Regions from separate parts of the Homo sapiens genome. Here region 2 is linked to region 1. A link is a loop called in an ENCODE intact Hi-C map of the cell type or tissue named here. Cell type or tissue: PC-9. All regions are shown on one strand. Links, peaks and the distances in the headings refer to the core of each region. The heading gives the core; the rest is flanking DNA. Region 1 has its middle 130 kb from the start of CRPPA-AS1. Region 2 overlaps BZW2 (basic leucine zipper and W2 domains 2).

Region 1 (2,815 bases), core at 109-2,608:
CAATTGCCTCCACCTGGGCTATGATTCAATTGCCTCCACCTGGTCTCTCCCTTGACCTGTAGGGATTATGGGGATTACAATTCAAGATGAGATTTGGATGGGGACAAAAAACCTGACCATATCAGTGCCGCTTCTTAAAAGGCTAGCTACTCTTCAGGTTGAGGTCACTTGCCTTGAAGGAAAAAGATCCCCTGGCCGGGCGCATTGGCACATGCCTGTAATCCCAGCAGTTTGAGAGGCAAAGGTAGGAGGGTCGCTTGAAACCAGCCTGGCGACACGGCAAAACCTTGTCTCTATAAAAAATACAAAAATTAGCCAGGTGTAATGACAGGCTCCTGTAGTCCCAGACACTTGGGAGCCTGAGGTGGGAGGATCATTTGAGCTCCAGGAGGTTGAGGCTTCAGAGAGCTGAGATCACACCAGTGCACTCCAGCCTGTGTGACAGAACAGACAGTGTTTCAGTAAAAGAAAAAGGCCCGTCATTGCTAGATGGCTGCATTTTTATGAAATGCCCCAATTTGCAAATGTAAACACCTATTTTGTATTTTTAACACAGATCTGACAACAGATCTGTGGGCTAAATCCAGCTGGAGGGCTTCTAGTTCCTATAAAGCTAAATGTTACAAACTTCTGTCACTCAACACAATAATGCTCTTATATGAGAGAGAGAAAAGACATAGTCACGTATTAAGAGTTGTACTAACCAGCACTATTACTTGAGTTAATATTTTCAAGCATTTCTCCATTTTTATTAGTCATAAACTACTATTACTATCAAAGTGTAAGTCAAATCCTTTTGAAAACAATCTTAACATGAAACAGAGGCAAGATTTTGTGATTATCACAGTAAGATCATTCTGGTCACTGCTGAGAGCCTGAACATCATGAGACATTGATAGTAAGCAAATGCTGAATGCCTTGCTTTAAATGCCAATAAAGCACAAGAATAAGCATAATTCACAACTTTTGTGACAACATCTGAAAATCACACATACATAACACATCAATGTATGCGTATGTTTAGATGTATACAGATTTTGTTTCCCTGCTGAATGCATCTCAGTGGACATGCCGAAGTCCAAAGACAAAAAACCCATTCTACCACCAGGTGGAGCTTAGTTTCCATTAAAGCAGCAGATACATGAAGAGGATTTCTAGTGTTTGTTTGAATTCTTTGTGTCCCTCAGGAAAGACCTGAAGAAAAAAGGTGAACTTCAAAGGAGAGTGTGTATTTTAAAAGCCTGTCACAAACGCCAGTTGCCACAGGGCTTTAAGTATTTTTCATCAGTACTCATTTGATCAGGTGCTGGGGGCCATTCATGAATGGCTTGACAACTGACTTCCTTCCTTTCTGTCCTTTTCCCTTTCTTTGTATGAGAATGTTAAATTCCCATACATTTAAGTGCCCAACTTTAAATAAAAATCACAGATTATCACAATAACAGAGCCTAAGAAGTAAAATTACCAAAACAAATCAGCTATATTATGTAAATATTGACTCTAATTCACAATATTATGTAAATATTGTGAATTTTTACATATTATGTAAATATTTACATATTTTACACAGTATTTTACAAATATTTACATATTTTACATATTATGTAAATATTTACATATTGTGTAAATATTTACATATTGTGTAAATATTTACATATTGTGTAAATATTTACATATTGTGTAAATATTTACATATTATGTAAATATTGTGAATTTTATTGTAAATAATTCACATTATGTAAATATTGATTCTAATTCACACAGCAGAACATTAGATGAAATGAATGCCATTAGATGAAATACAGTACAGAAAGCATCTAGGCACAGCACCTGAAATAAGAGTCAGCTGGTAGTAAAAGTGTCTTCCACCATATTCTCAAAGATGATAATCATTTAATGATTCATTCCTACCAAATCAATGTTCTGCATATATATGAATGCTCATTGTGTGTTCAAACATGGCAGGGCCTTGCAGAAAACCTGTTGTAAACCAAAACATGTTGTTTGTTCTTAAATTGAGGAGAAATGATGCTACATTTAATTAGTATATCCCAAGTCAGCATGTATACAGTGTGGATTTGTGAGTTTACAGCCTTTAAATATCAAAATAATGGAAAGGTCCGAGAAGGTATGCTAGTTGAGCAGCAACAGGAATAAATACTGTAGGAAGCATAGGAATTGAATAAAGAGAGGGCAGGTGATGTGTTCCCAGTAAGAGCAAGGCCATCAGTCAAAGTGCAACCGGAAGAAGGGGATGCGTGGGTATGTGGTCAGGAAGGCAACTGGTCTGATTCCACTGAAGGTGCAGGACTAATGTTGGCCTTATAGGTAGCACTAGAATGCAAATATAGAGGTGGACTACAATGATGAAATATACAGTAAAGGAAAAATGATGGGTTTACTTGCTAGAGAAATAAGTAGAGAGTTACTGAAGATCATGGAATAGGAATGTAGAGTGAGGGGAGCATTATTTGTGGAGCTTATGAAGGGAAAAAAATTGGGGAGGCTTATTTCATATTGATCCTGCATGTGTAACTTCTTTTATACCTGTCACCAACGTTTATGCTTCTAGATTCAAAGAAAATAAAGAACATCTGTATGGCATCGATATGCCCTCTTAAGTTGTCTAGTGTTAAAATACTGTAAGTTCTATAATAAAATATGACATAAGTATAAAGAAGAAACAAATGTGTGTAAAAAGATAACAACAGGCCACATCAGACAGCCACAGCACATTCAAGGGCACAAGGCAAAAAAGACAGTGTTGGTCAGGAAATGGCAAGTGGTTTGCTGGAGTGTGAAGCATGTAGGGCAT
Region 2 (2,815 bases), core at 202-2,701, 590 kb after region 1:
ACACCAAGCCAAGAATATTTTAAACATGATTTTATATTTAGTCAGTTTTGCATAATTATATAGAGGTCCTCTTGGATGTAAGAATAGCTGAACTGGGGCCAGGCGTGGTGGCTCATGCCTGTAATCCCAACACTTTGGGAGGCCGAGGCGAGTGGATCACCTAAGGTTGGTAGTTTGAGACCAGCCTGACCAACATGGAGAAACCCAGTCTCTACTAAAAGTACAAAATTAGCCAGGCGTGGTGGCGCATGCCTGTAATCCCAGCTATTCTGGAGGCTGAGGCAAGGAGAATCGCTTGAACCCAGGATTGGGAGGTCAGTGAGCCGACATTGCACCACTGCACTGCAGCCTGGGCAACGAGTGAAGCTCCATCTCAAAAAAAAAAAAACAAAAAAAAAAACGCTGAACTGGAACTCAATAGGGAAACTTTTTCAAAGAGGAAACATGATGTGAGTGATTAAATTAAATAAAGTTGAAGGGAATTACTGAAAAATATTTAAGGAAGTATGTATAAAGGTAAAAGATGTTGGAGCAGAATCACATGTAATGATCTTGCAGGACTAAATTATCTCTTTAATAACTGACTTTATATGCCTTTGGCAGTCAGTGCTAAGCAGCCTGTGTTCTCTTGCAGTGCTGTCTCCATTTAAGTAACAAGTCTAGTCACGTAGACGGAAAAGAAATTGCAATATAATAGATCATTTGGATCAGAAGAGTTTGTAAGAGTCACTAGGAAGCAGTAAGACTGAATTTAACTGTGTGCTATCTGCTGGGAAGCTTCATGTTCAAAGTAAAATATAAAAATTAAAAAAAATTCAAGTGACCGGAAAATAGTTACTTTGTACAGTTTTTCTGTTTTGCACTCTCCCTTTTCTATTTTTTTCATTTCTGGCCTATCCGCATGAGAAGAATAAGTACAAGTATAGCCTGAGCCACTTCTCTATTTAGTCCTCATCTTACTCTTACAAATTGTGCCCCACTACATTGCCCCTTGCCATCTGGAAGCAGATATCAAACACAAAGTGCTAACCAGAATTCATTGTCTTATTGTTTAAAGCAGTCTTGGAAAAAAGGACATGGATGATTTTAAAAGGATTTATCAGTAATGACCAATATAGTTCAGAAACCTAATTACAGTGAAGGTATTGTGGAGCCTAGTAATGTGATAATAGCTAATATATGCCCAGCTATGAGGCACAGAAACGTTGGCTATTGCCTGCCGCTGGGGGATCGTGTTAATCTCAGAGCTGGATCTCCACCTCAAGCATCTTTATTAGTGTGACGCTAATTCACTGGAACTGAGCTCAAGAGAGGGCCTCAGAATGTGTTGCACAACAGCAGACGTGAGTCAGCGAGTAAACTGGCCCTTACGTTTGTCTTCAGTTAAGAACCAGAAAGTTTTCTCTCCTTCAGAACCGGTTTGCCTCTGAATCACTTGGTGGTCAAGATTGTGCTGTTGGAGTGCTCAGGGAGAGCCACTGAGAAATATATATTATTTGCCAGTTGATCTAGATTCATATAACTCATATCTCTTGGGGATTGAAGCAACACTTGAGCCATTTTGTGCCAAACTCCTGATGGGGGAATAAAAATTGAGTCAACTTCATTTTCTGCTCTTCTTAGTAGTGAAACGCCTCCTGATGATTTCTCATCCTTAACTTTTCTTTGCTATTATGAAGGGGCTGACATCAAATAAGTGATTAGCAATTTTGTAGAGCTGGGGAAAATTACTACTGAGGATATTTCAAGGTCCTTGTGATAGGCTGTTTTCTGAAGATAGGTCTTCACTTTGAAACATTTCCTAGCAAAGCCAGTGCTCCTGCATGCCAAGTTAGTATGACAATGTATTTCTTATTGCATTGTCGTTACTGCTTAGCATTAAAATACAAACGTCATGGCAGGACACATTATATAATAGAACTCTAATCAGATTCTCTTTTCCTTTATGAAACACATCTCACTTATGATATATTCTCCAAAGTAATTATGTTTTTTCCTGTGACTTGTGAAAATCTGAAAAGATGAAAATTTCTCCCATGAGCAATTGGATTATGCTTTGCTAAATGAAACATTTAATAATCAAACTGTTCTTTCTGTACATTTTTAGAAAAATTGGATTACAATTAGTGAAAACAAGAGAGAGAAAAAAAGGCCAAACTGCAGGCATTCAGCATGACCATGTGCTCAGGTTTCTCCCTGAGACTTTAGCTCTGTAAATAATGTTTTTTGTTTTTGTTGTTGGAGACAGTCTCACTCTGTCATCTAGGCTGGAGTTCAGTGGCGCAATCTCAGCTCACTGCAGCCTCTCCCTCCCAGATTCAAGTGATTCTTGTGCCTCAACCTCCCGAGTAGCTGGGATTACAGGCGTGCACCACCACACCCAGCTAAGTTTTGTATTTTTTAGTAAACCTGAAGTTTCATCATGTTGCTCAGGTTCGTCTCAGAACGCCTGGGCTCAAGTGATCCATCTACCTTGGCCTCCCAAAGTGCTGGGATTACAGGCGTGAGCCACCATGCCCAGCCATGTAATATTGGTTTTAAATCACTTTTAGCTTTATAGTAAGTGGTGTTAATAACTAAATGAGCAAACCTTTAAATCTTGAAATATATGTGCAAATATGAGTATGTGTATATATATAATTAGAAAATACATTTGATTTTACAGGAAAAAAGAAAATATGTGATTTTTAAAATTCATTGCTACATCTCAGTGACATCCAGAAAGGGATGTAGGTTCTGCTATTATATCACTTCACTAATGTGTTTTTAACCAGTTACTGTAGTTCCCACAGTAAGCAAGTTAGGTAATGTATAC

The links. Peaks named below come from ENCODE experiments on the same cell type or tissue, not always from the same donor. Only the 100,000 strongest peaks of a DNase experiment are listed, where the experiment ranks them.
Region 2: a loop joins it to region 1, with 11 times the contacts of the local background. A loop is called at or near these places in 1 of 110 quality-filtered maps.

What each region holds. Positions count from the first base shown.
Region 1 is chr7:16,077,151-16,079,965 of GRCh38, forward strand. No RefSeq gene overlaps it. Among named protein-coding and RNA genes, the nearest start is that of CRPPA-AS1, 130 kb to the right of the region's middle. RefSeq lists enhancers at 1-652, 979-1,513. In PC-9, for the core only: CTCF peaks have their summits at 1,119 (motif pointing right) and 1,321; a DNase peak (open chromatin) is centred at 1,141.
Region 2 is chr7:16,666,905-16,669,719 of GRCh38, forward strand. All of the region lies in intron 2 of BZW2 (basic leucine zipper and W2 domains 2), which reads left to right. Among named protein-coding and RNA genes, the nearest start is that of BZW2, 22 kb to the left of the region's middle. In PC-9, for the core only: a CTCF peak has its summit at 1,213; a DNase peak (open chromatin) is centred at 1,347; H3K4me3 peaks cover 961 bases; H3K27ac peaks cover 2,500 bases.